Regions from separate parts of the Homo sapiens genome. Here all the other regions are linked to region 5. A link is an interaction called in ENCODE POLR2A ChIA-PET data of the cell type or tissue named here. Cell type or tissue: CD4-positive, alpha-beta T cell. All regions are shown on one strand. Links, peaks and the distances in the headings refer to the core of each region. The heading gives the core; the rest is flanking DNA.

The links. Peaks named below come from ENCODE experiments on the same cell type or tissue, not always from the same donor. Only the 100,000 strongest peaks of a DNase experiment are listed, where the experiment ranks them.
Region 1: POLR2A ChIA-PET joins it to region 5 with 17 read pairs; 7 of 35 experiments call an interaction of 5 or more read pairs at or near these places.
Region 2: POLR2A ChIA-PET joins it to region 5 with 21 read pairs; 18 of 35 experiments call an interaction of 5 or more read pairs at or near these places.
Region 3: POLR2A ChIA-PET joins it to region 5 with 24 read pairs; 25 of 35 experiments call an interaction of 5 or more read pairs at or near these places.
Region 4: POLR2A ChIA-PET joins it to region 5 with 10 read pairs; 20 of 35 experiments call an interaction of 5 or more read pairs at or near these places.

Annotation. Positions count from the first base shown.
Region 1 is chrX:153,970,526-153,976,224 of GRCh38, reverse strand. HCFC1 (host cell factor C1) reads left to right here and starts at 4,407. Exons shown (of 26, transcript NM_005334.3): 1 at 4,407-5,577. The coding sequence starts at 5,385. TMEM187 (transmembrane protein 187) reads right to left here and starts at 3,471. Exons shown (of 2, transcript NM_003492.3): 1 at 3,365-3,471. RefSeq lists silencers at 3,187-3,296, 3,407-3,856, 4,087-4,326 and enhancers at 4,557-5,316, 4,958-5,699. In CD4-positive, alpha-beta T cell, for the core only: no CTCF peak of the experiment used is centred there; DNase peaks (open chromatin) are centred at 3,474, 4,064, 4,344, 4,944 and 2 weaker places; H3K4me3 peaks cover 3,317 bases; H3K27ac peaks cover 3,713 bases.
Region 2 is chrX:154,524,224-154,530,126 of GRCh38, reverse strand. No RefSeq gene overlaps it. Among named protein-coding and RNA genes, the nearest start is that of FAM3A, 11 kb to the right of the region's middle. RefSeq lists enhancers at 499-793, 3,134-3,283. In CD4-positive, alpha-beta T cell, for the core only: no CTCF peak of the experiment used is centred there; a DNase peak (open chromatin) is centred at 2,816; H3K4me3 peaks cover 294 bases.
Region 3 is chrX:154,487,928-154,493,830 of GRCh38, reverse strand. SLC10A3 (solute carrier family 10 member 3) reads left to right here and starts at 3,202. Exons shown (of 2, transcript NM_019848.5): 1 at 3,202-3,524; 2 at 4,749-5,903. The coding sequence starts at 4,891. RefSeq lists a silencer at 2,970-3,479. In CD4-positive, alpha-beta T cell, for the core only: no CTCF peak of the experiment used is centred there; DNase peaks (open chromatin) are centred at 3,040 and 3,600; H3K4me3 peaks cover 1,999 bases; H3K27ac peaks cover 1,141 bases.
Region 4 is chrX:154,533,170-154,539,016 of GRCh38, reverse strand. G6PD (glucose-6-phosphate dehydrogenase) reads left to right here. Exons shown (of 13, transcript NM_001360016.2): 3 at 2,839-2,876; 4 at 2,972-3,080; 5 at 3,632-3,849; 6 at 4,521-4,679; 7 at 4,857-4,982; 8 at 5,348-5,441. Among named protein-coding and RNA genes, the nearest start is that of G6PD, 11 kb to the left of the region's middle. RefSeq lists an enhancer at 4,414-5,008. In CD4-positive, alpha-beta T cell, for the core only: CTCF peaks have their summits at 3,822 and 4,022 (motif pointing right); a DNase peak (open chromatin) is centred at 4,046.
Region 5 is chrX:154,394,461-154,400,363 of GRCh38, reverse strand. It overlaps RPL10 (ribosomal protein L10), which reads right to left and starts at 1,987. Exons shown (of 7, transcript NM_006013.5): 1 at 1,970-1,987; 2 at 1,822-1,867; 3 at 968-1,026; 4 at 770-877; 5 at 423-561. The coding sequence starts at 1,844. It overlaps LOC124905228 (a long non-coding RNA gene), which reads left to right and starts at 1,522. Exons shown (of 2, transcript XR_007068356.1): 1 at 1,522-2,779. It overlaps SNORA70 (small nucleolar RNA, H/ACA box 70), which reads right to left and starts at 83; the gene lies at 1-83. RefSeq lists enhancers at 1-442, 443-986, 987-1,532, 1,855-2,064, 2,077-2,622 and silencers at 2,625-2,694, 2,765-2,944. In CD4-positive, alpha-beta T cell, for the core only: a CTCF peak has its summit at 1,458 (motif pointing left); DNase peaks (open chromatin) are centred at 483, 1,463, 2,093 and 2,653; H3K4me3 peaks cover 2,815 bases; H3K27ac peaks cover 3,056 bases.

The DNA.
Region 1 (5,699 bases), core at 1,700-5,699, 430 kb after region 5:
TAATATTCCATCATGTATCTATACCACATTTTCTTTACATATCAATCCACTGGTGGACACTTAGATTGCTTCCATATCTTAGCTATTATAAGTAGTACAAAGGCACGAAGAACCTACATTGGGGAAAGGATGGTCTCTTCAATAAATGGCACTGGGAAAATTGGATAAGTATGTGAAGAAGAATGAAAACTAGGCCCCTATCTCTCACCACACACAGTAATCAACTCAACATGGATTAAAGACTTAAAAGTAAGACCTGAAACTATAAAGCTACTAGAAGAGGCCAGCGCGGTGGCTCACACCTGTAATCCCAGCACACTGGGAGGTTGAGGCGGGCAGATCACTTAAGGTCAGGAGTTCTAGACCAGCCTGGCCAACACAGTGCAACCCCGTCTCTACTAAAAATACAAAAAGTAGCCGGGCGTGGTGGCGCACATCTGTAATCCCAGTTACTCAGGGGGCTGGGGCAGGAGAAATGCTTGAACCCAAGAGGAGGAGGTTGCAGTGAGCCAAGATCACACCACTGCACTCCAGCCTGGGGCGACAGAGCAAGACTCTGTCTTTAAAAAAAAAAAAAAAAAAAAAAAAAAAAAAAGGCTGGGTGTGGTGGCTCACACCTGTAATCCCAGCACACTGGGAGGCTGAGGCGGGCAGATCACCTGAGGTCAGGAGTTCCAGCCCAGCCTGTCCAACATGGTGAAACCCCATCTCTACTAAAAGTATAAAAATTAGCCAGGGTGGTGGCATGCGCCTGTAATCCCAGCTACTTGTGAGGGTGTGGCAGGAGAATCGCTTGATCCCAGGAGGCTAAGGTTGCAGTGAGCCAAGATTGTGCCACTGCACTCCAGCCTGGGTTTCAGAGTGAGACTGTGTCTCAAAAAATAAATAAATAAATAAATACAAATAATAAAATAAATAAAATAAAACTACTAGAAGAAAATGGGGAAATGCTCCAGGAAAGATTTTATGGCTAAGACCCCAAAATCACAGGCAACAAAAACAAAAACAGACAAATGGGAGTATATTAAAGTAAAAAGCTTTTGCACAGCACAGAAGCAATCAACAATGAAGAGACAATATAGGAGAAAATATTTGCAAATGATTCATGTGACAAGCACTGTTTATTTTTGAGGTGCAATGTCCATCTGCCCTACTGCAATTTAGGCCCCAAATGGGTGGGACAGGGTCTGATTCCTTGCTCTTCCTCAGATGCCCAGTGAAGCCCTGCTCAATTTCAATTCAATTATATTAAAGAACAAAGCCAGCACCTCTGCTCCCTTTTACCAGTCCTGTTTGCTATTTCACTTCTCAAGCAGGTCCTGGGGCCCACCGCATCCTCCTGGGCCTCATTCTCAGCCTTCTTGCCTTGGAGTTCCGTTGCTGAGGAGGGCCACCAGGCTTGGCATGTGGGTGCCCCATTGCCCTCTGAAGCATGGTGTTGCCACACAGGAACCACAGTCCTCACTATCACTCCATACGTCCTTGCTTCACACAAGCCTGCCATCTCAGCATGGGGCACCCGAACTCCTCCTGCCCCGTCCTCCCAGTCAAAAAAGCCTCTGGGTCCAGGGGTGTGCACACCGCAGCCCCAGCATCTTTGAGCAGCCCTGGATGGGATCATGTCTGCCCTGGCTTTCCACCCTTCCATGACCAGCTTCCCATTCCATGTCCTGGATCATGTCCCAAAGTCTTGGCCAGACTTAAAGTGCCATCCCCATCCAGCCCTGTGAGCTCCTCAGGCCCAGCTCTGTCCTGGAAGCCCTTTGCCCACTTCGCCTGGCCATTGCCCTTGACTCAGCTGTCATTTCCTCTCAGGCACTTCCCCGTTCAGCTCCTGACTCCAGCTGAGACACCAGCTGAGGCCCCGCATGGCGTCTACAGGTCCTTCCCTGCACCCACCTAGGGCCCCATGGCACCCATGCTAGTCTGACCCTCCTGCCTGCCAGCAAGCAGGGCGGAGAGCTGGAACAAGAGTCAAACACTGTCAACTTGATCGAGGAAGAACTCCAGGAAGGGCATGGAAAGCAACTCCTCTTTCCGGCTGCAGGGGTTCAGTCTATCTGACCGGGGGTACGGGCTGACAGTGACCATGTAATCAAAGCACCTGTCCAAGACCCCCAGGAAAACCGAGCTGGTTACCTTATAGCCTAGCTTCCCTGTACCTTTGAATTGCCATGATCCTTATTATGTGACACTCAAATCTCGTCACAGCTTCCCCCAGCGCCTGGCATGGGAAAGCCAACACCTCAACAGCACTGGCCCCTGGGTCTGGGGTCTTTCAGGGAAGCCCTGGGAAGCCTGACAATCTCCTGGCTAAAGGCCCCAGACTCTCCCGCACGCGTTTAAACAGCAGGCACTGTCACCTCCAGGCCTTTAGCATTTATGGTTAGTTATGTCCCCCGCTCCGCATGACCTTTCTTGCTGTCTTTCTGTGGATAAAGGAATATCAATTAACATTAATTTAGCTTCTGGACTGATTCCAGGCAAGGCCCTTGGAAACCAGCAGCTGCTTTTGTGTGTGTGTGTGTGTGTGTGTGTGTTTTTGAGACAGGGTCTTGCTCTGTCGCCCAGGCTGGAGCAGTGGCGCGATCTCAGCTCACTGCAGCCCTGAACTCCCTGGCTCAAGCCATCCTCCCACCTCAGCGTTCCAAGTACCTGGGACCACAGGCGTGTGCCACCATGCCTCCGGGTCTCGCTATGTTGCCCCGGCTAGGCTCAAGCAATCCTCCCACCTCAGCCTTCCAAAGTGTTGGGATTACAGGCATGAGCCAACGCATCAGGCCTTAGTTTTCTTATTTACCATGGGTGGGGGACTTGGGGACATATGTGAGGTAACTAGCCAAGGTCACAAAGAGCAGGTGGTGGCACAGACAGGCAAGAATTCTTCTCTTTGTCCCTTCTCAAATGGATACTTCCAACTGCATGAACTAAAACACAGACGATTACAAAATACATGTAATATGTTGAGAGGCGACTTTAAAAATATTGTTGAAAATGTGTGAGAGGGTGACGTGTGCTTCTTTACTAACGCATTAAATTACAAGGTCTTCCAGCAGGACGCATAACTTCAGTAACTTCAAAGTAATAATTCTGCCCGCCGGTAGATCTGGTAGATCTTGTAATTTAACTGAACTTCTAGACGTTTACAACAAAAGCCACAGGCTCTGACAGGACCGGTCTGTCCATTTCTACTGGCGACTGCCGCTCCCGGGCAGCAGCTTGGGTCCCCGCGCTGCGGCCTGCGCGTGGCAGGGCGGATGCCGCCGCCGCCGCCGCCGCCGCCGCGCCCGGGCGGCCTCCTAGAGGAGGCGAAACGTGGGGGCGAGGCCGGGACCCACCTCCCAGGGCTGCGGTGAGCACTTACAGTATTGGCGCGAAAAGGCCAGCTATCACCATACGGGTATTTCGCCTCACTCGCCTCGCTGGGGGAAATTCAAATCTCCGAAAAGGGAGGATCCGAGCAGCGCCGGTGCGCCTGCGCGCAGGGCGGGACTCGAAGCCTGGGAAGCGGGCGGGGCGAGGTGACGCGAGATGACGCGGACGCCTCCCGCGGTCGCCCGCCCGGCTCGTGCGCCACCGGCCCGACTGCGGGCCTCTCGGCAGTGGGGGCGGCCGAGCGCGCGGCGGTCTGGGGCGCGCGGCCCGGCTCATTTTGCTGCGGCGCGGGCGGAGGCGGTGGCGCCCGAGGGCGGGCCCCGCAGCCTGGGAGCCTGGGAGCGGGCGGAGGCTCCACCCCCGGGCGCCGGCGCTCGGCTGCGTCGCCTCCCACTGTCGCCCCGCCCCCGGCTCCCCCGCGGCGCGCCTCGGGCCGCCTCCTGCGGCTGCTGGGTGTGCAGGGCGCGAAAATGCTCGCTTCCCGGCCGCAGGCGCGGCTGCAGTGGCTGTTCGCCAACCCCGGCCACCTGCGTGCCGCTGTCCCCAGTGCTGGTTAAAGGCAGTTCTTCGGGCGTGCGTCCCTTATCAACCCGAGAGACCGTTCCCAAGGGGGCGGGGCCGAGCGCGTCGGAGGGGTTAGCAGTCTCATCCGGGCATTTCCGAGATGCCGCCGCCGCCATCTTTGTTTTGTGCTGAAAGTCGCTATTGACGCCCGCGGACGGCCGGGCGAGGGGAAGTGGCAAGATGGCGGCTCCCAGGGCGGAGGCGTGGAGGCTCGCCCGGTGGGGGGGCCGTGGGGCGGGGCGCGCCTGCGCCTGCACCTGATCTGAGCGCGACTCGAGCTTTAGCCCAGCGCGCGGCAGCGCCGACCCCCACCCCCGCCGCGAGGCAGCGCAGGGGTCCTTTAAGAGGCTTGGGCCCAGGGGCGAAGCGGTGCGAGGGCGAGTGGGGGGAAGCGGTGACGTCACCCGGCTCCGCCTCCTCGCCCGACCGCCGGCGCCGCTGCCGCCATGTTTAGTTGTTACTTCTTCACACAAGATGGCGGCTCCCAGGGAGGAGGCATGAGCGCCCTGCCGTTACCGCTTCTTCTGCCGTACAGTTGCCGCTTCGGGGCCTAACTCTAGCTCTTTGAAGCGGCTCCTGTGGGAAGGAGTCATAAGGCGGGAAGTGAGGATCGGACACCGCCTTGAGTTTGGTGTGCAGTGGAAGAACTGACCTAGGAGGAAGAGAATAGGGGGGAACGGGGAGCTAGTCTCAAGATGGCGGCTCCCACGGCGGCAGGCGCAGCCTGAGCAGCAGAGGCGGACTAAGGGGAGAGGCGCGAGACTTCACAAGCCGTACGGCGCGAGCCCCCAAACGGCCCTCGAGAGCTCGAGCTGGTTCCACCGGCCTCCGGCCCGCCTCCATTCGTTAGGTGTGTCGAGGCTGTTTCGGGAGCGGCGGCTGCACTAAGGCGCTGGGCGGGGAAGCGGGACGGTCTCAAGATGGCGGCTCCCACAATTGTGGTCTGAGCGCCGGCGGGGCTGCGACGACCGCGGCGCTTGTGGCTCCTTTCCACCCGCCCCGGAAGCCGGCCAGTGCTGGGGACTTGGGGGTGTGGGAACCGGGCCGGGGCTCCGCCATTTCCGGCGGGGGAGGGCTACGACTGAGGAAGGGAGGAGAGAGAGGCGGCTCAAGATGGCGGCTCCCAGGGCCTCCCGCCCGAGCTTGTAAGCGGGAGCGCCCGGACAAGTAGTCGGGGCGACGGGACTCAGCGGCCTCCAGCTTCTTGAGCCTAGGCGCTCGACAGTTTCGGGCGGCTCTTGCGGAGACGGGGTGAGCGAGAAGAAAGGGAAGAGCCAAAGGGAAGGAGGGCAGTTAAGATGGCGGCCTCCATGGAGTCGTCTACCGCTGTGTGAGAAACCGCTTCTCCGTGAGAGCTGCCTTAGACGAAAGGGGGTGTGTGAAAGGAATTGAGGGGCTCCCTTCCCGCTTGTTGACTTCTCCCCACCGCACCCTTTCCCGGAACTATGGCTTCGGCCGTGTCGCCCGCCAACTTGCCAGCGGTGCTTCTGCAGCCCCGCTGGAAGCGAGTGGTGGGCTGGTCGGGTCCGGTGCCACGGCCCCGCCACGGCCACCGCGCCGTGGCCATCAAGGAGCTCATCGTGGTGTTTGGCGGCGGCAACGAGGGAATAGTGGACGAACTGCACGTGTACAACACGGGTGAGTGCAAAGCCCGCTGGGTCTTCGGCTCTTTCCCTCCCTCCATCTCCTCCCTCTCCCTCCTCTTTCCTCCCTCCCTCCATCTGCTCCCTCCCTCTCCTCCCTCCCTCCATCTCCTCCCT
Region 2 (5,903 bases), core at 663-4,662, 130 kb before region 5:
TGGCCTCCAGAAGGGGCTGTGGCAAGGCTGAGAGTCGGGTTGGGCTGGGGGCTGATGGGGTGTGGTAAGGCTAAGCAGGGTAGGTTCCAGGGCAGGGAACAACACCCAAGTAAGGCCAGGCGCAGTGGCTCAAGCGTGTAATCTCAGCACTTTAGGAAGCCAAGATGGGCAGATCACTTGAGGCCAGAAGTTCAAGACCAGCCTGACCAACATGACGAAAACATGTCCCTACCAAAAAAAATACAAAAATTTGCCAGGCGTGGTGGCGGGCACCTGTGGTCCCAGCTACTCAGGAGGCTGAGGCAGGACAATCGCTTGAACCCGGGAGGTGGAAGACCATCCACTGGCACCTGAACCCATCAGGCAACTGTCCCTTCAGCTCTGGGCGCCTACTTGGGTGGAGGCAGGAGGTCCCAGGTGAGGACAGCACTGGGTCCACAATGGGAGAGAATGAGAGATCAGGTCAGGGCATTCCACTGTCACCTCAGTTGCGGGTGTCCACACTGAGACATGGACATAAGCCCGAGAAAACAACACGAGCTGTACCCTGAACAAGAAGGCAGTCCTCCCCAGCCCCTTGGAGCTCACAGGAGCACTGAGGCCCTTGCCTGTGAGCCCAGATCCACCCTGGCCCATTCCATAGGGTGACTCACTCAGCCTCCCTGACCCCTGCTGACCGGTTCAAGGCTGGAGCCCTGTTTTCACCCCTTCTCTGCCTGCAATGCCAAAGAATTCAGCCACAATTTGCTTTTTTTTTTTTTTTTTTTTTTTTTTTTGAGACTGGATCTCACTCTGTTGCCCAGGTTGGAGTGCAGTGACGCAATCACAACTCACTGCAGCTTCCACCTCCCAGGTTCAAGCATCCTCCTACCTCAGCCTCCTGAGTAGCTGGGTCTACAGGCGTGAGCCACCACGCTTGGCCTGCAATGTACTCTTTTTTTTTTTTTTTTTTTTTTTTTTTTTTTTGAGATGGAGTTTTGCTCTGTCGCCCAGTCTGGACTACACTGGCGTGATCTCGGCTCACTGCAACCTCCACCTCCTGGGTTCAAGTGATTCTCCTGCCTCAGCCTCTCAAGTAGCTGAGGCTACAGGTGTACGCCACCACGCCTGGCTAATTTTTGTATTTTTAGTAGAGACGGGGTTTCATCATGTTGGGCAGGTTGGTCTCGAACTCTTAACCTTAGGTGATCCCCCAGCCTTGGCGGCCCAAAGTGCTGGGATTACAGGCGTGAGCCACTGCACTCGGCCCCGCAATTTACCGGGTTTTTTGTTTGTTTTTGTTTTTGTTTTTTGAGACAGAGTGTGGCTCTGGCACTCAGGCTGGAGTGCAGTGGCACGATCTCTGCTCGCTGCAACCTCTACCTCCCAGGTTCAAGCAATTCTTCTGTCTCAGCATCCTGAGTAGCTGGTATTACAGGCGCCCGCTACCATGCCCAGCTAATTTTTATTTTTAGTAGAGATGGGGTTTCCCCATGCTGGCCAGGCTGATCTTGAACTCCCGTGATCCGCCCGCCTCAGCCTCCCAAAGTGCTGGGATTACAGGCATGGGCCACCGCACCTGGCCACAATTTACTCTTTTTTTTTTTCTTTTTTTCTTTTTTTTCTTTTTTTTTTTTTGAGACAGACTCTTGCTCTTTCGCCAGGCTGGCGTGCAGGAGTGCAGTGGCGTGATCTCAGTTCACTGCAACCTCCACCACCTGGGGTCAAGTGATTCTCCTGCCTCAGCCTCCCAAGTAGCTGGGACTACAGGCACCCGCCAGCACACACAGCTAATTTTTGTATTTTTAGTAGAGATGGGGTTTCACCATGTTGGTCAGGATGGTCTCTATCTCTTGACCCCGTGATCCACCCGCCTAGGCTTCTCAAAGTGCTGGGATTACAGGCATGGGCCACCGCACCTGGCCACAATTTACTCTTTTTTTTTTTCTTTTTTTCTTTTTCTTTTTTTTTTTTTTTGAGACAGACTCTTGCTCTTTCGCCAGGCTGGCGTGCAGGAGTGCAGTGGCGCGATCTCAGTTCACTGCAACCTCCACCACCTGGGGTCAAGTGATTCTCCTGCCTCAGCCTCCCAAGTAGCTGGGACTACAGGCACCCGCCAGCACACACAGCTAATTTTTGTATTTTTAGTAGAGATGGGGTTTCACCATGTTGGTCAGGATGGTCTCTATCTCTTGACCCCGTGATCCACCCGCCTAGGCTTCTCAAAGTGCTGGGATTACAGGCAAGAGCCACCGCACCCAGCCCACAATTTACTGTTAAGTGCACTCTACCTCGTGGGTCTTCAGAGGCCCTGGATTGGTGTCTCATCTCTCAAGGTTTCACCCCACGCGGGAGTGGGTAGGAGCTGGAAAGAGCCCCCCTGCCGGACCCCTGACACTCGCAGTGTACTCAGAGCTTTACCTCCCAGCCCAGACCTGCAAATTATTAAGCCGGAAGAGAATTTCAAACCTAGCCTGATCCCTTCACACTGAGTCCCAGGTGCCACAGCAGCACAGACCCAAATGCCTTAGCTTCCTTCTCTGCTGCCGGTGTCTGACATCACATCAATTTGCGTCCAGCAACCACTGAAGCCAGCAATGTGAGAAGCCCAGAGAGTACTTAAAACTCTCTCCAGCTCCTCTCCCTCCCTCCATCCGAACCTGGCCCACTGCCGGGTGGCTGAGCCAGAAAGGGATGGGAGTGGAGAAGGGGTCTTCAGGCTGAGCTGGGCGGGGGCGACTGTTGCATTGTCTGCTCTGCGAAGCAGAAAAGGAGAGGAGGGAGAGGCACAAATGGGGCGGGGCTGGCTTCGGGCCTTTATTTTCTAGGCTCACCACTGCCCTCTCCCTGTGAGAAGCAGTCGGAAGGGATTGTCCTTCCTGTACTGCAGGAGGAGAAGCTGAGAAACTCAGCTGTGAGACGTGATCAGACTAGTCCAGGACGACACCCAGACATACAGGCCAAAGCTGGGGTCCCTGAGAAGGCCTCTTGCCTCCTAGAGCTTCACTGCTCGCCTCCACTAGAACACTTCGAGGAAGCTTTGAGGGAACAAGAAGCAGACTGAATTCTGGCTTTCTGTAAGGACAGTGAGACTCTATGGCTGGACACAGTGTCTCACTCCTGTAATCCCAGCACTTTGGGCATTTTGCTTGAGCCCAAGAGTTCCAGACCAGCAGAGCAACATGATGAAACCCTGTTTCTACAATAATACAAAAATTAGCCGGGCATGTTGGCACATGCCTGTAGTCCTAGCTACTCAGGAGACTGAGGTGGGAGGTTCACTTGGGCCATGATCACACCATTGCACTCCAGCCTGGGCCACACAGCAAGACCCTGTCTCAAATATATATATAAATATATATATATATACACACACACACTCATACACACACACACACACACACACACATTTGCAAGGCCAAATTTTCAGAGAAAACTAGGACCCCATGATACAAATTAACCCCCAAGTTGCCTTTGCCCACCCAGGAACTTTTCCTTGACAGCCCTATAAAGCGAAGAGGACAGAAATCAAATCTTGAGGCCCCCAACTTGCTGCCCCATCATACTGAGAGGAAACCCAGAATTGCAACTGAGCCAGGGTGCAAATTCCCAGGGTTCAAATTCCCAGGGTTCAAATTCCCAGGGTTCAAGTTCCCAGGGTTCAAATTCCCAGGGTTGACCATGGAACCTTAAGCCTTTCACTTGGCTTAAGGGGTCCTGGATGGGCAGTTCCCCAATGCAGATGGTTCTGCCTGTCTGACAGAACCCAGAGCAAACCCTCTCAGGAGAGACTCCTTCCTCCTACAGGTACTTTTTAAAGCATGAGGGCAAGCACATCATCAGAGATAACCGGGCGCACCAGGAAACAACATTGCAAGAGAAACAATGAGCAATAGCGACAGATCGTGAGGTCTTCAGGCGCTGGAATTGTTAGCCAGACATAAAATAACCGTACTTAACCAGATCTAATGAAATAATAAGTCGTGGTGGGACAGCTGGGTGCAGTGGCTCATGCCTGTAATCCCAGCACTTTGGGAGGGATCAAGCAGACAGATTGCTTGAGCCCAGGGGTTCTAGGCCAGCCTGGGCAACATGGTGAGACCCCACGTCTACAAAAAATACAAAAACTAGCCAGGTGTGGTGACGAGTGCCTGTAGTCCCATCTACTCAGGAAGCTGAGATGGGAGGGTCGCTTGAGGCCAGGAAGTGGAGGTTGCAGTGAGCCAAGATCAAGCCACTGCACTCCAGCCTGGGCGACATAGTGAGACCCTGTCTCAAAAAAGGTAAAATGTGAGCTAGTAAGTTTAAAAGTAGATGGACTGGTTTAGTGGCAAATTACGCAACATCAAAGAGAGAATGCGGGAACCAAAAACTGGCTCAGAAGAATGTATTCAGAATACAACCCAGAAAGACAAGTTCAGGGAAGACACTAAAGACAGAGGAAGAAGCCGCAAGGAGAATGAGAAGGTGTTCCATACATTTAACTGATTTCACAGAAACAGAAGACAGCAAGTATGGCAGAAGCAAAACTTGAAGATATAATGATGGCTGGCTGGGCATGATGGTCGCTGGCCAGGCGTGGTGGCTCACACCTGTGATCCCAGCACTTTGGGAGGCCGAGGTGGCCGGATCACCTGAGGTCAGGAGTTCCAGACCAGCCTAGACAACATGGTGAAACCCCGTCTGTAATAAAAATACAAATATTAGCCAGGCATGGTGGCGCTTGCCTGTAATCCCAGCTGCGTGGGAGGCTGAAGCAGAATCACTTGAACCCGGGAGGCAGAGGTTGTAGTGAGCCTAGATTGTGCCACTGCACTCCAGCCTGGGCAAAAGAGCGAGACTCCGACTTAAAAAAAAAAAAATCTTTCAAGTATGATGGTGAAGTGCAAACAAAAGCAAAGAATTTGCCACCAACATTTTCTCACCAAAAAGTGTGTGCCTCAAGCAGAAGAAACCCAGTACTAGATGGAACAATCTGAGATGCAAGAAGGAATAACGAGCTAAAGAGGTCAATGTGCAGCTCACCTAAGTAGACATTGGGTGTTTGTAAATACAGTTTTATGGGAACCCAGCCACACCCATTTGCTTACATGCTGTTTGTAGTGGCAGAGTTGAGTGGAGTCTTCCCTTGGTATCCACGGGGATTGGTTCCAGGACCCCCAGGGGTATCAAAATCCACAGATGCTCAAGTCCCTGATATAAAATGGCACAGCATATAACCTACGCACATCCTCCTGTATACTTCTTTTTTTTTTTTTTTTTGAGACAGAGTCTTGTCTGTCACCCAGGCTTGAGTGCAGTGGCACAATCTCGGCTCACTGCAACCTTCGTCTCCCAGATTAAAGCGATTCTCCTCCCTCAGCCTCCCGAGTCACTGGGATTACAGGTATATGCCACCACGCCCAGCTAATTTTTTTATTTTTAGTAGAGGTGGGGTTTCACTATATTGGCCAGTCTGGTCTCGAACTCCTGACCTCGTGATCCGCCCACCTCGGCCTCCCAAAGTGCTTATAGGCGTGAGCCACCGTGCCCGGCCCCTCCTGTGTACTTTTTAAATTTGTATTTTTTTTTTAATAGAGTTGGGATCTTGCCATGTTGCCAAGGCTGCTCTTGAACTCCTGGGCTGAAGCAATCCTCCTGCCTCAGCCTCCCAAAGTGCAGAACTCCCCAGTCCTCCCATACACTTGAAATAATCTAATCATCTCTAGATAACTTATAGTATCTAATACAATATAAGTACTACGTAAATAGTTGTTTCACTGTCTTGCTGCTTTTTTTTTTTTTTTTTTTTTTTTTTTGAGACACAGTCCAACTCTGTAGCCCAGGTTGGAGTGCAGTGGCCACAATCTCGGCTCACTGCAACCTTCACCTCATTGGTTCAAGCGATTCTTGTGCCTCAGCCACCTGAAAAGCTGGAATTAACA
Region 3 (5,903 bases), core at 845-4,844, 93 kb before region 5:
TCAGCTGTTGCTATCATTTGTTCCATCTGTTTGTTCGGTCCAGATGACTTCTCTTTGGGCACTAGATATCCTCACCTCTTCCTCCTTCTCTTCTAGGGTAAATTATTATTATTATTACTATTATTATTATTATTATTTTGAGTCAAGGTCTCACTTTGTTGCCCAGGCTGGAGTGCAGTGGTGCCATCTCAGCTCACTGCAGCCTCCATCTCCCGGGGTTCAAGCGACCCTCCCACGTCAGCCTTCCGAGTAGCTGGGAGTACAGGCGCATGCCACCACGCCAGGCTAATTTTTGTATTTTTTGTAGAGATGGGGTTTTGCCATGTTGCCCAGGCTGGTCTTGAACTCCTGAGCTCAAGTGATCCACCCGCCTCGGTCTCCCAAAGTGCTGAGATAACAGGCGTGAGCCACCCGCACCCTGGGGTAAATTACTGATTCCCTAAACCAACTAGGAACATTGTCTTGCCTTTAATTTTGCTATTCCCTTTTCCTGCAGACAAAGCCACCAAATTCTTCATGTCAGATATCCCACCTGCCCACTTGGGCTTTTCAGGGAAGGCTGAAGTGATTGACAATAACAGACAGCAGTCTTCTGACTGCATTTGCTCTCCTTGACACCTGGCAAAAACAAGAATTGGTGGCTGCCAAGTGGCTAGTTCCAGGTGAATTTTACTGACAGTGTCAGGCAGGCCCAACAGCACAGGCAAGTGGAATACAAAAATTCCCTTTTCCTTCAAGAAGGACACAACTTTTTGGGTTTTCCTTCTTTGGCTTTTCCAGCTGACTCCTTTCTCCCTCTGGCCAATTTTACCCCATCCTCAGACAATCCCTACCCTCACTGCCGTTTTCCAAATTGCAATCTTCAGCCCCAGCATGTGCCTAGTCCAGCCCTTTCACCTGTCCTAGTCTAAATACTGTCTACTTCCATCAGGACCCTTCAACCCCATTTGAAAGGGACAGAACAACCTTTCCAGAACACCAAGTACAAACACACAAATCGCTTCTGCCTTAGTGATCCCTGGAGGCTAAACAATGGCTGAGAGCTATGGCTGCAAATGTTTTTGATCATCCACACATCAAACCCTTGTAACAACCCTCAGCATATGTATATTTGCTCATATTATACGCACATACTAACTTGAACTTTGTAAAACACACACAAAAATCAATTTTTTTTTTTTTGAGATGGGAGTCTCACTCTGTTGCCCAGGCTGGAGGAGAGTGGCGCGATCTCGGCTCACTGCAACCTCCCCCCACCCGGGGTTCAAGAGATTGTCCTGCCTCAGCCTCCCAAATAGCTGGGACTACAGGCGCCCACCACCACGCCCGGCTAATTTGTTTGTATTTTTAGTAGAGACGGGGTCTCACCGTGTTAGCCAGGATGGTCTCAATCTCCTGACCTCGTGATCCGCCCGCCTCGGCCTCCCAAAGTGCTAGGATTACAGGCATTAGCCACCGCACCCGGCCAAAAAAACTTTTTAAGCTGGGCATGGTGGCATGCTCCTGTAGTCCCAGCTACTTGGGATACTGAGGTGGGAAGATCGCTTGAGCCCAGGGGTTCGAGGCTGCAGTGATTATGATGGCACTACTGCATTCCAGCCTGGGTAACAGAGCGAGACCCTGTCTCTAAATAAATAAATAAAGTTTTAAAATAAATTTAAATGTCAATAAATTTATTAAAAGTATATTATTTGGCTGGGCACGGTGGCTCACACCTGTAATCCCAGCACTTAGGGAGGCTGAGGCGGGTGGATCGTTTGAGGTCACGAATTTGAGACCAGCCTGGCCAACATGGCAAACCCTGTCTCTACTAAAAAATATAAAAATTAGCCGGGTGGTAGTGGCGCACGCCTGTAATCCCAGCTACTCAGGAGGCTGAGGCAGGAGAATCGCTTGAATCCGGGAGGCGGAGGTTGCAGTCAGCCGAGCTTGTGCCACTGCACTCCAGCCTAGGCGACAGAGCGAGACCCTGTCTCAAAAATAAATAAATAAGTAATAAAAACAAATGTATATCATTCATTTGAAACATTAGAGACGTGGGTGGTTTTGTTCTGTTCTGTTTCCACATCTGCAACCATGCGTCTTGTGCACCTACCCGGGGCAAATACCTCCGACTCCATCACAGTCTTGACAAGAGGTTGAAGTGTGCAGATTGATTCCAGTTGCACCAATAAGCTTTGGGAACATATGATCCCCCCCCCCCCAACTCTGTACTGTCTTCTGTACTGCCTTCCGACCTTCTTTCTACACATTCCCATCATATTTTTCCCCAACTTTCTGCCTTCTTTCTCTTCCTTTACCACAAAGCCTCTGCACCTTGCTAGTGGCGCCAAAGTTTGGAAAAGCAGACAAGTCCACTTAATGTTCCACAGTATAGAAACTGGCCTACGCCGGGCGCAGTGGCTCACGCCTGTAATCCCAGAACTTTGCGAGGCCGAGGCGGGTGGCTCACGAGGTCAGGAGTTCGAGACCTACCTGGCCAACATGGTGAAACCCCGTCTCTACTAAAAATACAAAAATTAGCCGGGCGCGGGGGCGGACGCCTGTAATCTTAGCTACGCGGGAGGCTTAGAGAGGAGAATGGATTGAACCCGGGAGGCGGAGGTTGCAGGGAGGCGGAGGTTGCAGTGAGCCGAGATCGCGCCACTGCACTCCGGGCTGGGTGACAGAGCAAGACTCAGTCTCAGAAAATAAATACATAAAATAGAAATAGGCGCTCGGTCAATACTTGAACGAAAGGAGGAACTCCGCACAGAGCCTGGCGTCCAGGTCGGTCAAACTCAACCCTGGGGCCCCAGGGCTGGGCACCTTGAGCGGCAACGTGGCCAAAACCCTAACCCCGGGCACCCAGCCCTGCTAACGTCTAACCCTCTGTCCCATTGCCTTTAGAGGTCGCAGCGTAATCGGGAATGCCTGGGGCTCCCTCCCAGAGCGGGTCGCCCCAGCGATCACAACAGCTTCAGATGCGCTGCCAAGCGATTGGTCCAGGCAGCGCCAAGCGCCGACCAGCTCACCCGCACCGCGCCCGCGCCGGCGCGTCACTCCCAGAGACGTCACAACCGGTCGGAGCCCAGCGAGCAGCCGGAGTTGAGCTGGACGCTGAGGGGGGGGCGGGGCCCTGACGCGCGGGGCGGGGAAGGGAGGGGCTTCGGTGGGGCGGGGCCCTGACAGGCCGAGCTCGCGGGCGACTGCCGGCCAGGCAGACGCTGCAGCTAAGCTGCGCGGTGGCTGTGGCAGGTGAGAGCCTCCGGAAGGGAGGCGGCCTCTGGCCCCGACCCTGCTCCGCGATCGCCCACTCGGGCGCCCGGCCGGGCCTGGCAGGGAAGGGCCGCCGCCGCCGCCGCGCGTTTGCGAGGCCTGGCGGGGCCGCGGGGCCCAGGAATGGCGTAAGGGGCCCCCCCAGACTCCGAGACGGCCCGAGCGGGTCGCCGGCTGTGGGACGGCGGCGTGCCCTTCCTTTCCTCCCTCCCAGGTTCGCGCCCGAGCTCTGCTAGCCACCCGTCCGACAACTTCCGGACTCCCAGGTAGGGAGGAGCCCCTGTTAGCACTGCCAGTTACCCCGAACACTTGGCCGTTTTGGAAGGGCCGGGACTCCCTCCCCTGCCTTGTGGGTGCATCTGCTCAAACTCTGTCGGCCCCTCAAGCAGAAATGGTGTGGGATCTGGGCCAAACCCCTCTTGGAGTGACTCAGAGCCGCCAGCCCTACTGGAGGGATGGGGCATGGGGTGGATGGCCCCTAGCCTTTCCCTTCTGAGCTGGTTTGTATCACCCCGGTGGCTTCAGTCCTGGTGCCTTCATCTTAGCTCCTGTACTTTGCCTCTCCCACCCCACTGGTTTTCCTGCCTCCCTCTTCAGAGGTAAGACACATGGCTGGACCAAGGCCTCCAGGGTAAGTGACCCGAACTTCAAGCCAGCAGAGGCCATGTCATCCTAAGCTAGGGATAGGGGAGGCTCGCCGGGATGAGCCTTTGGCTTAACCTAACCTCTGCTCCCTACTTCTGCCTCACCCCAGTCTCAGATGACGGGAGGCCAATGCCAAAGACGGATAGGATCTATAGAGGCAGTCCTCTTCTAGGACTGGGACACAACAGTGCATGAGGCAACTGACAGGGGTGATGTAAAGCTGTTGTGTCTCCATCCTGGTTGCCCCAGTTCTAGCAGGTGATGTGACACTACGGTGGTCGCTGCCCAGATTGAGAAGTGGAAGGGGGTGTTGCTGGCCGCTAGAAACACTCATAATTCCACTGAGTTTGAGGCTCTGGTAGGGGCGCATGTGGGCATGGGAAGGAGCCCTGCACTCTGAGCACAGCCTCTCAGATGTAACGCAGTGGCTCTGGGAGGTCAAAGTCTCAGCCCAGTGGGAGCTCTGACAAAAGGAGGAGAAACCCCCCCAGTAGACATGTGGCTCTGTCTGATCCACTCCTGCCGCCCCTTCTGGCAACTTCCCTGGGGAGGGAGGACCTGCTTCCCAGCAGGACCTTCATCGAGTCACTGTAGGGGCAGGTAGAGTGGGCCAGGGAGCCACAGCTGAATGGCACTCAAGGGCCATCACTAGGCATTGCCTCTCCATTCCTGAGTGTGGGGCAAGGGTCCCTGCTGAGTTTTACTCTTAGCAGTGGGCTTCCAGATCCCCATGCTCCTGGGTTCTTGACTGCCTCCCTCTTCAGAGGTAAGACACATGGCTGGACCAAGGCCTCCAGGGTAAGTGACCCTCACCAGCTGCCTCTCTGTGTCCCTTACCTCCTCAGGGACAGCCCTGCCATCAAGGAAGACAGCACAGGACTGGGACCCACCCATGAACCCTTCTCAGGACAACCCAACAGCACCAGTGGGGATGTTCTCCTAAGCCGCAGAGGGCCTGGGCACGCCATCCGTCCTCCAGGAAGAGCCATGGTGTTAATGCAGGACAAGGGCAGCTCTCAGCAGTGGCCTGGTCTGGGGGGCGAGGGTGGTGGCACAGGTCCCTTAAGCATGCTCAGAGCTGCCCTGCTGCTCATCAGCCTGCCATGGGGGGCCCAAGGGACAGCCAGCACCAGCCTCAGCACTGCTGGGGGTCACACCGTGCCACCGACTGGGGGCCGCTACTTGAGCATTGGAGATGGCTCTGTGATGGAGTTTGAGTTTCCTGAGGACAGTGAGGGCATCATCGTGATCTCCAGCCAGTACCCAGGCCAGGCCAACAGGACGGCGCCTGGCCCCATGCTCAGGGTCACCTCCCTGGACACAGAGGTGCTGACCATCAAGAACGTGAGTGCTATAACCTGGGGAGGCGGGGGTGGCTTTGTGGTGAGCATCCACTCAGGCCTGGCTGGGCTGGCCCCACTCCACATCCAGCTCGTGGACGCCCATGAGGCCCCGCCCACACTGATTGAGGAGCGGAGAGACTTCTGCATCAAGGTCTCACCTGCTGAAGACACGCCTGCCACCCTCAGCGCCGACCTGGCCCACTTCTCGGAAAACCCAATCCTCTACCTGCTCCTGCCTCTTATCTTTGTCAACAAGTGTTCGTTTGGGTGCAAAGTGGAACTCGAGGTTCTGAAGGGGCTCATGCAGAGCCCCCAGCCCATGCTGCTGGGCCTCCTGGGCCAGTTTCTGGTCATGCCCTTGTACGCTTTCCTCATGGCCAAGGTCTTCATGCTGCCCAAGGCCCTGGCTCTGGGCCTCATCATCACCTGCTCGTCGCCTGGCGGCGGGGGGAGCTACCTCTTCAGCCTCCTTCTTGGAGGGGACGTCACCCTGGCCATCTCCATGACTTTCCTCTCTACGGTGGCTGCCACTGGCTTCTTGCCTCTGTCTTCGGCCATCTACAGCCGCCTGCTCAGCATCCATGAGACGCTCCACGTGCCCATCTCCAAGATCCTGGGGACCCTGCTGTTCATTGCCATCCCCATAGCCGTGGGCGT
Region 4 (5,847 bases), core at 1,848-5,847, 140 kb before region 5:
CAGCATTTCCTATAAGTGTGATATTTGTAGTATTTGTAAGGATGATGGTTTGGGGGTTTTTTTGTTCTTTGTTTTTTGGTGGTGGTTTTTTTTTTTGAGACGACGTCTAGCTCTGTTGCTCAGGCTACAGTGGTGTGATCTCGGCTCACTCCAGTCTCTCCCTCCTGGTTCAAGCGATTCTCCTGCCTCAGTCTCCTGAATAGCTGGGATTACAGGCATACACCACCATGTTCAGCTAAGTTTTGTATTTTTAGTAGAAATGGGGTTTCACCATGTTGGTCAGGCTGGTCTCAAACTCCTGACCTCAAGCGATTCCCCGCCTCGGCCTCCCAAAGTGCTGGGATTACAGGCTTGAGCCACCACGCCCAGCCAGAATGGTGTTTTATAGATGCCCTTTATCAAGTTAGTGAAGTTCCCTTGCATTCCCCCTCTGCTAAGAGTTTTAGCGTGAATAGGTGATTTCTGAAACACTTGATCTACATCTGTTGGGTTGAGCAAGATTGCTAGATTTAAAAAATCAAAACATAGCAGTAGGCAGAGAGTTCTTAGAGGTTTTTTTTAATCTCTTAATATGGTGAATTTCAATGATTTTTTTCTGTTAATATCAAACCAACTTTTTATTTACAGATGTATTTATTCTGTAAATAAAAAACCTACCGTTTTTAACATTGCAGGATTTGGTTTGCTGATGTTTTCTTCTTTTTTTTTAAAGAGACAGGGTCAGTGGGTCGTCGTGGCTCACGCCTGTAATCCCAACACTTTGGGAGGCTGAGGCGGGCAGATCACTTGAGCCCAGGAGTTCAAGAGCAGCCTGGACAACATGGGGAAACCCTGTCTCTACAAAAAATACAAAAAATTAGCTGGGTGTGTTGGCATGTACCTGTAGTCCCAGCTACTCCAGAGGCTGAGGTGGGAGGATTGCTTGAGCCCAGAGGCAGAGGTTGCAGTGAACTGAGATCGTGCCACTGCACTCCAGCCTAGGTGACAGAGTGAGACCATGTCTTTAAAAAAAAAAAAAAAAAAAAACCTCCTGATTTCAAGCAATCTTCCTCCCACCTTGGTCTCCCAAAGTGCTGGGGTGTGTGAGTTGTGCCCGGCCTGCTGATATTTCGTGTGGGATTTCTGCATCTGCATGTGTGTGTGAATGAGGCGTATGGGTTTTCCCATGTGCCTTTCTCATCAGGTTTCCGTACCAAGGCTCTGTAGGCCCCATAAGGTGGCTTGGGAAGTGTTCCCCTTTCTTCCTTCTGCAGGAAGAGTTTGCTTCAGGCTGGAATTCTCTTGTGCTTGCATTTTGGTAGAACCCACTGGCAACACTCTCTATGCCAGGGGGTTGTTTCTGTAGGAAGATTTGTGGCCACTGTCCCCTCTCAGGTCCATTGCTCTGTTTTTTGTTTGTTTGAGACGGAGTTTCGCTTTTGTAGCCCAGGCTGGAGTGCAGTGGCTTGATCTTGGCTCACTGCAACCTCCGCCTCCCAGGTTCAAGCGATTCTCCTGCCTCAGCCTCCTGAGTAGCTGGGATTACAGGCATGGGCCACCATGCCCAGCCAATTTTGTATTTTTAGTAGAAACGGTTTCTCCATGTTGGTCAGGCTGGTCTTGAACTCCCGAACTCAGGTAATCCATCCGCCTCGGCCTTCCAAAGTGCTGGGATTATAGGCTTGAGCCACCGCGTCCAGCTGTTTAGTTGTTTTTTTGTTTTTTGTTTTTTGAGACGGAGTTTCACTCTTGTCGCCCAGGCTGGGGTGCAATGGTGCAATCTTGGCTCACTGCAACCTCCATCTCCCGGGTTCAAGTGATTCTCCTACCTCAGCCTTCCGAGTAGCTGGGACTACAGACACCCGCCACCACGCCTGGCTAATTTTTTGTATTTTTGGTAGAGGCGGGGTTTCACCGTGTCAGCCAGGATGGTCTCGATCTCCTGACCTCTTGATCCGCCTGCCTCGGCCTCTCAAAGTGCTGGGATTACAGGAGTAAGCCACTGTGCCCGGCCTATGCCCTTTTAAAAAAGCAACCATGCCAGGGGGTTGTCTGTTTCTATTCGTCTTTTTCAAACACCAATTTCCAGCTTTGTTCATCTTTTCTTTGGGTTAGCTTTTAATTTTATTAATTTTACTTGTCATTATTTCCTATTTTCTTCCTGGTAATTTGGCTTGCAGTTCTATCTTTTTCTCACTTTTTTTTTGGAGATGAAGTCTCACTCTTGTCACCCAGGCTGGAGTGCAGTGGCACGATCTCGGCTCACTGCAACCTCTGCCTCCCGGATTCAAGTGATTCTCCTGCCTCAGCCTCCTGAGTAACTGGGATTACAGGTGCCTGCCACCACACCTGGCTAATTTTTGTATTTTTAATAGAGATGGGGTTTTGCCACATTGGCTGGTCTTGAACTCCTGACTTCAGGTGATCTGCCTGCCTCAGCCTCCCAAAGTGCTGGGATTACAGGTGTGAGCCACCGCATCTGGCCCTTTTTCTCACTTCTTAAGTGGAATGCTTAGCTCCTTATTTTTGAACCACTCTTTTTTGCTAATGTAAGCACTTGAGGTCACGTCTCACAAATGTGGCTACATGGTACTTCTGTCGTCCCTTGGTTCTACTGAATTGAATTTTCAGGTTTTCTCCTGGAACGCAGGAGATGCGTTTATGTCTTCTGGGTCAGGGATGGAGGGCTGGCACAGGCTTGAATCTCGGGGCTCTTCTGTCTGTATATCAGGCAAGACAGACATGCTTGTGGCCCAGTAGTGATCCTGAGTAGTGCCCAGATCACCAAGGGTGGAGGATGATGTATGTAGGTCGTGTCCCCAGCCACTTCTAACCACACACCTGTTCCCTCTGCCACAGGGTGACCTGGCCAAGAAGAAGATCTACCCCACCATCTGGTAAGTGTGTCCCACCACTGCCCCTGTGACCTCCCGCCAGGGACAGGCCTGGTCCTGCCCTGCCCGCACTGGTTACAGCTGTGCCCTGCCCTCAGGTGGCTGTTCCGGGATGGCCTTCTGCCCGAAAACACCTTCATCGTGGGCTATGCCCGTTCCCGCCTCACAGTGGCTGACATCCGCAAACAGAGTGAGCCCTTCTTCAAGGTGGGTGGTGTCAGGGCCTCCCCCAGCCTGGTTCTGCCCTCTCTACCAGCCCCCAGCATGGCCAGCTTCGGGGACCTCCCCCCATCCCATCCCGGGATGCTCTCCTCCTCTCCTGCCCCGCCCCGCCTGCTCTCGTACTTCCTTGAGACCCCCATTACCAGCCCCCGTGACCAGGACCCACAGGTCCCCTCCTGCTGTGCTCTGCTGCGTTTTCTCCGCCAATCATAGTTGGGTGTCATGATTTTGGAGAGAGAGCTTTCTCCAGTGTATTTCTCCCAGGTCAAAATATCCTGAAATCTGGCCTCTGTCCTAAGGCACAGGGGTCCCAGCCTGGGGCAGTGTCTGTGCTGCCTGCTTTGGCCTCCCTCCCTCTGGATGTGCAGAGCTGCTAAGATGGGGCTGAACCCAGTGTGGGACGGGGACACTGACTTCTGAGGGCACCCTCCCTGGACCTCCAGGGAAGACCCTCCACTCCCCTGGGGCAGAACACACACGGACTCAAAGAGAGGGGCTGACATCTGTCTGTGTGTCTGTCTGTCCGTGTCTCCCAGGCCACCCCAGAGGAGAAGCTCAAGCTGGAGGACTTCTTTGCCCGCAACTCCTATGTGGCTGGCCAGTACGATGATGCAGCCTCCTACCAGCGCCTCAACAGCCACATGAATGCCCTCCACCTGGGGTCACAGGCCAACCGCCTCTTCTACCTGGCCTTGCCCCCGACCGTCTACGAGGCCGTCACCAAGAACATTCACGAGTCCTGCATGAGCCAGATGTAAGGCTTGCCGTTGCCCTCCCTTCCCGCCTGCCAGGCTGGCCCAGGCAGTGCTCCCACCACTCTATGAGCGTGTCCGGGGCCGGGGATCTGGGCAGCATCCATGGTGCCGGGGCCATCCCCAGCGGGACCACAAGGTGGCAGCGTTGCTCCACGAAACACCGCCTTTCCGCTCTGCTTCCCCAAAGGCCCGGCCAGGCCGCAGGGTGGCAGCCTTGCTCTGCGAATGCAGCATGGCCCGCGCTGGGTGGTTTCCCAACCCAGCCAGAGGCTCTTGTCCTCTGGCTGGTTTTGAATGCGGGGGTAGTAAAGCAAAGGTCCTCTTCTCATTTTCAAAACCAATGAGGAAGCCATGGCTTGGATGCCTCCTCCCCCTGCTCCCCTACAGGCCTTCAGGCCACTCAGACCCACCGGGGACCCAGCATGAGGCAGGAGGGGAACGGGCCCCCGGCAGCATGCCAGCAATGCCACCCTGGCACCCAGGGTGGGAAGGCTTCCCGGAAGGTGTTGAGCCAGAGGGTCATCTGGGAACACAAGGCACGGGAGGTGGCCACGGGGGCGAGGAGGTTCTGGCCTCTACTCCCCTGGGAGGGCGTCTGAATGATGCAGCTCTGATCCTCACTCCCCGAAGAGGGGTTCAAGGGGGTAACGCAGCTCCGGGCTCCCAGCAGAGGCTGGAACCGCATCATCGTGGAGAAGCCCTTCGGGAGGGACCTGCAGAGCTCTGACCGGCTGTCCAACCACATCTCCTCCCTGTTCCGTGAGGACCAGATCTACCGCATCGACCACTACCTGGGCAAGGAGATGGTGCAGAACCTCATGGTGCTGAGGTGGGGCCAAGCCTGGGCCGGGGGACCAGGGTGGGGGTGGTACTCAGGAGCCTCACCTGGCCCACTGCCTCCCCGAGGACGAATTCCTCCAGAACTCAGACAAGGGTGACCCCTCACATGTGGCCCCTGCACCACAGAGGCCCAAGGTCAGTTCCTCCACCTTGCCCCTCCCTGCAGATTTGCCAACAGGATCTTCGGCCCCATCTGGAACCGGGACAACATCGCCTGCGTTATCCTCACCTTCAAGGAGCCCTTTGGCACTGAGGGTCGCGGGGGCTATTTCGATGAATTTGGGATCATCCGGTGAGAGCTCTTCCTCTCTCCTGGGAGGCTGGCACAGGGTGGCAGAGCCAGTCACCCTGCAGGGCTACTCTTCCCTATCTTGGGGGAGCTCCTCCTCACCCTGCAGTTCAAAACCTAAGTGTCTGAGCTATCAGACCGGGCTGGAAAGGGCTGGACCCCTACACAGCCAAGCACCCCACGGTTTTATGATTCAGTGATAGCATCACCATGTCCTTCCTTGATTTAAGGGGACCTGGAAGACAAGGGGGATCAGGAAGTGAGTCTTGCAGCTTGTCACTAGGAAGCCTTGTTTGGGGTCCCCATGCCCTTGAACCAGGTGAACAGGGCGGGGAGCTAAGGCGAGCTCTGGCCTCTTCCGTCCCCAGGGACGTGATGCAGAACCACCTACTGCAGATGCTGTGTCTGGTGGCCATGGAGAAGCCCGCCTCCACCAACTCAGATGACGTCCGTGATGAGAAGGTAGGGGGTGCACCCCAGTCCCCAGGAGCATGCCCTGTCGCAGGCCCATCTGTGACGAGGCACTGAGCTGGGGTGTGCATGCAGAGCAGGTGTCCTCAACCCCGGAGAAGTCACCACCTCTGAGCACAGCGTGGCCTCCCGGAGGTGACCTGGACTGGCAGTCATGAAGCCCAAGTTGTCATGTCCCAGGCCTGACAGTCACTATGTGACCAGGGAAGGCCATTGCCTCTCTGGGCCTCAGCTTGTTCATCAGAATAGACTCGAGATGGACCAGGGTGGTCCTGGAGGGTCCTCAGGGAGGGGCCCTGAGCTGGGCCTCTGGCAGGGTGAGCAGAGCCAAGCAGGGGCCTCCTCCTGCCCTGAGGGCTGCACATCTGTGGCCACAGTCATCCCTGCACCCCAACTC
Region 5 (5,903 bases), core at 101-4,100:
ACTACCAAGGAAGCTGCTGTGTGCAGCCATCGCACACTGGGTCCCCATGAGGAAAGGAACTCAGTCGGCTTAATTGGCTGCGGAGCATCCCAAGAACCACTGAAAAGGCGCCACTGGGCTCCTCTGCCAGCTTCAGCTACCTGCTGGCAAGATGGTTGTCATTCAGCTAAAAGCAAGAAGAGCTACTCCCATCACCAGTGTTTCCCCTAACCTGTGGGGAAGAGCTTGCTAAGACTTACTCATGCTTTGTTTGTATCTGCAGGAAGGGGTCCTGAGTGACCACTGAAAGTCACTTGCCAGCCTGGCTTTTCTAGTAGCCATAGTGGCTGAGTCACTGGGGCCACCTCTATGCTCTGATAAAATAATGCAAGCCTAATAATGTAGAGACTCCAACTGCCTTAAAAGGCCCAGACCAAGCTCACCTGTCAGCCCCAGCACAGGACAACATCTTGTTGATGCGGATGACGTGGAAGGGGTGGAGCCGCACCCGGATATGGAAGCCATCTTTGCCACAACTTTTTACCATGTACTTATTGGCACAAATTCGGGCAGCCTCCAGGGCTAGGTAGGGAGAAGAAAAGCAGCAAAGTGAGAGAAGATAATAGAGAAACATTCACCACGACTATCTCCAGCTCAGGGGAACTGTGTTGGCTGAGTTTTGTAAGGCTCATGTTTCATCAACTCCCAATTCCAGTGCAGTGTATGTGGGTGGGGTTGAGGGAGCACGGAGGAAGGACTGGGGGGTGACGAACAAAGAATCCTGCCTTACCTTCAGAGGACAGCTGCTCATATTCATCTGACACCATGTGGCCACAAAGCGGAAACTCATCCACTTTTGCCTTTTTCCGCCCCAGGTCAAAAATGCGAATCTTGGCATCTAAAAGGATTGGGTAAGTGTGCAGGGGGTGTCACAGACGGACGCGGAGTCCGCAGAGCCAACCAGTGCAGGGGCTCTTCCACTACTTACCAGGGACACCTCGGCAGAAGCGAGACTTTGGGTACGGCTTGTTCTTACAATACCGGTAACTGCAGGGGAGTGAAAAAACACAGGTTAGGTGAGGTTCACAGAAAGCCCAACAGGCACTTTGCCCCTCAAGGAACAACCCAAACGAGGGACGGGAAAAGGGTGGGGAATGCACGTCCACTTCTAAACCGTTTCCATTCGGGGAAATAAACTACAAAGCAACAGTTGGCTGCTGCAACACAGACAACACCCAAGACTAGAAACAACAGACACCATCTTCCGTTACTTTGTCTTACGCTTCCTATAAACACTTTGCAACAAACTTTCCTAGTTAAAAATTCTCTCTTCAAGACACTGCGTACTACAAAATCGCCGCATTATCATTGCACAGCTCAGGTCACCCAATTTAAGACTTTCGGGCACGTGGCACTAAATCCACCTCCAAGCCGAGTGGAAATGCGTCTGGCGCCCCCTGTAGGACACAGGAGGCGGCCGCACCCGTTTTTCCCGGACTGCCCTTCACGTCCGACAACGCACGCGGCACGTCGCCCGGAAATAAGACAGAGAACGCACACAAAGGCCCCAAGAGCGTATCTAGCGCCCGAAAATGCGGTGAGCTTGCAGGACACAGGCAGAGATACGAGGGAACCGTCGCTTCCACACCGACACGGGAACGAAGGAACAGACAGTAATATTGCAGACTAAAAAATAGCCGGGAGGTGTAAAACATAGGGTCAGTTCCCAAGACAGGGCCGCCGCACGGGGGAGGCTCCACCCCACAATTGTTTTCAGCGGCCATAGGCACTTCTTTCCCCGCCCGTTTCCCAGCAGTGAAAGTACACGGATTCAAGACTCACCAACGGGCGGGGCGGCGGCCCATGGCGACACCAGGATCTTCAGTGGCTGCAACGAAAAAGAGAGAGTCGGAACGGAAGACGAGAACAGACCTAAAAGGTGTGAGAACCAGCAACGGCACCGCAAGAGACGACAACTGCGCTTACTCACCACACCGAAGGGAAAGAGGCGCTCCTCCGCCTGCGCATGGCTTATATAGGCGGTCTGTCTGCGCGCGTAAGAACCATAGAGTCCTGTCGAAGACGGGTGGACGCTCTGTCAGACGTCATGACCATAGACGCAGCCGCTCTTGGCGCTTGCGCCCGGGCGTAGCCCAGCACATGCGCAGATCAGAGAGGTGACCGGGTACCAGGGCCGCGGGCGGCCAGCTGACGAATGGGGCTTCGCCACATGGTCGCGAGAAGCCCGCTTCCGGCTGGCCATCTTGGGCGTAGAACTCTTGCCCTAGGCTTTGCCGTTAACTGTGACAGACGTATATTTCTGAGAGTGGAAAAAAGGAAAGTACCCTAGGTGGGCCTCCCGGCGACCGCGAGAGTGTCCCTGAGCTTGCACGGGTCTCGGACACGCGCTCCGTGCCTCCTTCTAGGCTAGAGGCCCCGGCGGTGAAGCGCCATACGGGGATCTGGGCCCGCGTTCCTTTGTCAACCCGGGAGGCCGGAGGGGGAGACCCATTCCCCTACCGGAGAGGCTGGACCAGGCCTTGCTGGGAGCCATGCCCCGTATCCCCGTTTCCTGGAGACCCAGGGTTCGCACATTGCCGCGGGGAAGAGGTCGAGGAGAAATCTCCACGGAGACTCATGGCCTGGGAAACCCCGGGGCATCTCTAGCCCCGCTCCGCCCACCCTGACCCGCACCGTCCCGACCAGCTGCGTCTCGGGCGCCGCCTCCCATGAGCCGCTCTCGCCTGGGCACCGCCCCACCTCGCCCTTCCCACTCCACTGTGCTCAAGAGTCCCTCCGGGTGCGTCTGGGGGTCGTGGGGAAGCAGGGCCGCCCCCACCCGCCCACGGGGCAGCATCCGGGGAGAGGTGCGCAGAGCAGGCGGGCGTCCTGGGGGAAGTGGCATCTGGAGGTATCTGTCCACCATTCTGCAGGTGGGGCGCGGTGGGGTAACAAAGTCTTCCCGTCCTTTGACAGGAAGGACGGGAGGAAATCCTGCTCGAGCGCACCTGTTTTCCAGGATGATATGTCGCTTTTATAAATGGCTGCAGGTCCCTTTGAGAAAAGCTTGGGACGATTTCTGGGGTGCACTTGCAGCAGTGGTGCAAGGTCCTTCCCAGGGGAACCTAGCCTCCCTTTCCATCATGGGACTCTGGATGCCGGCGGTGACTTAGGTCTGGAAACTGGGTTCGAGGCTGTAACACCACTGGGGCAGTACAAGTCAGGAATTGCGGCGGAGTGCCGTGGCTCACGCCTGTGATCTCAGCACTTTGAGGGGCGGAGGTGGGCGGATCACTTGAGCCCAGGAATTTGAGACCTGGACAACATGGCGAAAAACCGCCTCTACAAAAATTAAAAACTAAAAATTGGCTGGGCGCAGTGGCTCACGCCTGTAATTCCAGCACTTTGGGAGGCCGAGGCGGGCGGATCATGAGGTCAGCAGATCGAGACCAGCCTGGCCAACATGGTGAAACCCCGTCTCTACTAAAAATACAAAAATTAGCTGGGCATGCTGGCTGGTGCCTGTAATCCCAGCTGCTTCGGAGGCTGAGGCAGGAGAATCGCTTGAACCCGGGAGGCGGAGGTTGCAGTGAGCCGAGACCACGCCATTGCACTCCAGCCTGGGTGACAGAGCGAGACTCCGTCTCAGAAAAAAAAAAAAAAAAAAAAAAATATATATATATATATATATTTAAAAATTAGCCAGGCGTGGCGGCACACTCTAATCCCAGCTGAGGTGGGAGGATCGCTTGAGCTCAGGACGCAGAGATTGCAGTGAGCTGAGATCACACCACTGTACTCCAGCCTGGGCGACAGAGCAAGACTGTCTCAAAAAAATTCGTGTATGGCCGGGCGCTGTGGCTCACGCCTGTAATCCGAGCGCTTTGGGAGGCCGAGGCGGGCGGATTACCTGAGGTCAGGAGTTCAAGGCCAACCTGGCCAACATGGTGAAACCCTGTCTACTAAAAATACAAAAATGAGCCGGGTGTGGTGGCACACACCTGTAATACTAGCTACTTGGGAGGCTGAGGCAGGAGAATTGCTTGAGCCCGGAAGACAGAGGTTGCAGTGAGCCGAGATCATGCCACTGCACTCCAGCCTAGTCTACAGAGAGAAACTATCTCAGAAAAAAAAAAAAAAATCTGCCTACAGGGCGGGTGCAGTGGCTCACGCCTATAATCCCAGCACTTTGGGAGGCTGAGGTGGGTGGATCAATTGAGGTCAGGAGTTGGAGACCAGCCTGGCCAACAGGGTGAAACCACGTCTCTACTAAAAATATAAAAAAATTAGCTGGGCATGGTGGCGCATGCCTGTAATCTCAGCTACTCGGGAGGCTGAGGCAGGAGAATCTGGCTTGAACCTGGGAGGTGGAGGTTTGAGTGAGCCAAGATCACACCACTGCACTCCAGCCTGGGACCACAGAGCAAGACTCATCTGTCTCAGAAAAAAAAGAAAAAAGAAATTGCACCTACAGTCTCCTCACTCTCTAGTGGGCGTTAAAATGAGCTTTCTGTAGCCAGTTTGGGCAGACGGAGGATACAGCCTAATCCTGGGTGCCCTAGTAGGTCGTGCAGGCTGTTCTCTGCACAAGGACATCTTCCTGGGGAGCGAGAGGGCTGAAATCCCTCCCGTGTCCTCGCCTCCAGCCGAGTACCTGCCCCGAGAGCAGAGTGCCTCTTGCTGATCCGCACATAAGCCTGCAGGGGTGGGTGGGGGCCCTGGAGCCCAGACAGGCACCAAGGAATCTTGCAGCCCTACAAGGTGAGGACGGGGGAACTGTCGGAGTTCCACCTGTTGGCTCCTCTCCCTCCTGACCTTCCCACGGGAATCCTTCCAACTGTTGGCTCAAAGAAATTGAAGTGGGTTTCTCCATTGCTACCCTCGCCATCTAGGACTCCACTGTCTTTTTTTTTTTTTTTTTTTTTTTTCTGAGATGGAGTTTCGCTCTTGTTGCCCAGGCTGGAGTGCCATGGCACGATCTCAGCTCAGTGCAACCTCTGCCTCCCGGGTTCAAGCAATTCTCCTGCCTCAGCCTCCCGAGTAGCTGGGATCACAGGCATGTGCCACCATGCCTGGCTTATTTTGTATTTTTAGTAGAGACAGGGTTTCTCCGTGTGGTCAGGCTGGTCTCAAACTCCTGACCTCAGGTGATCTGCCCGCCTCAGCCTCCCAATGTGCTGGAATTACAGGTGTGAGCCACCACGCCCGGCTTTTTTTTTTTTTTAATTGAGACAGGGTCTTGCTCCGTTGCCCAGACTGGAATGCAGTGGCATGATCAACACTCACTGCAGCCTCGAACTCCTGGGCTCCAGAGATGCTCCTGCCTCAGCCTCCCAATCGGCTGGGACTACAGGCACACGCCACCATGCCTGGATAATTTTTTTTTTCTTTTGTAGAGATGGGGCCTTATTAGGTTGCCCAGACTGGTCTTGAACTGCTGGAGCCAAGTGATCCTCCTGCCCTAACCCTAACCCAAAGTGCGGGGATTACAGGCAGGAGCCAACGTGCTTGGCCAGACTCCATGGTCTCTTACCTGGACCAGGACGATGGCCCCACCCAGGCCCTCAGAACTGTGGGATGAGGTGTTTGCTTCTGGCTCACCCACGAGAAAGAAACTCCCGGAAGGAAGGGACCGTGTCTGGAGCGCTCCAACTCCAGGCCCCAGACTGCAGGTATCCCTTGCCAACAGAGCTGAGGCCAGCAGGGGAAACCATTCCTGCCACCTGGACTAAGAATGAGATCCTCTTGAAAAAAACAATATTAAGAAGTGGGCTCTTCCCATCACGCCACCAGAGTCCCAGGAAGCCAGGGATGTGGGTGTCTAATGGTCCGGGACAAGATGATGGGAAACTTCACATGGAGAAGAAAATGCCCAAGAATGACTGAAACTGTCTGCAAGGTCCTGCTAAGGGAGCTGGCAGGTG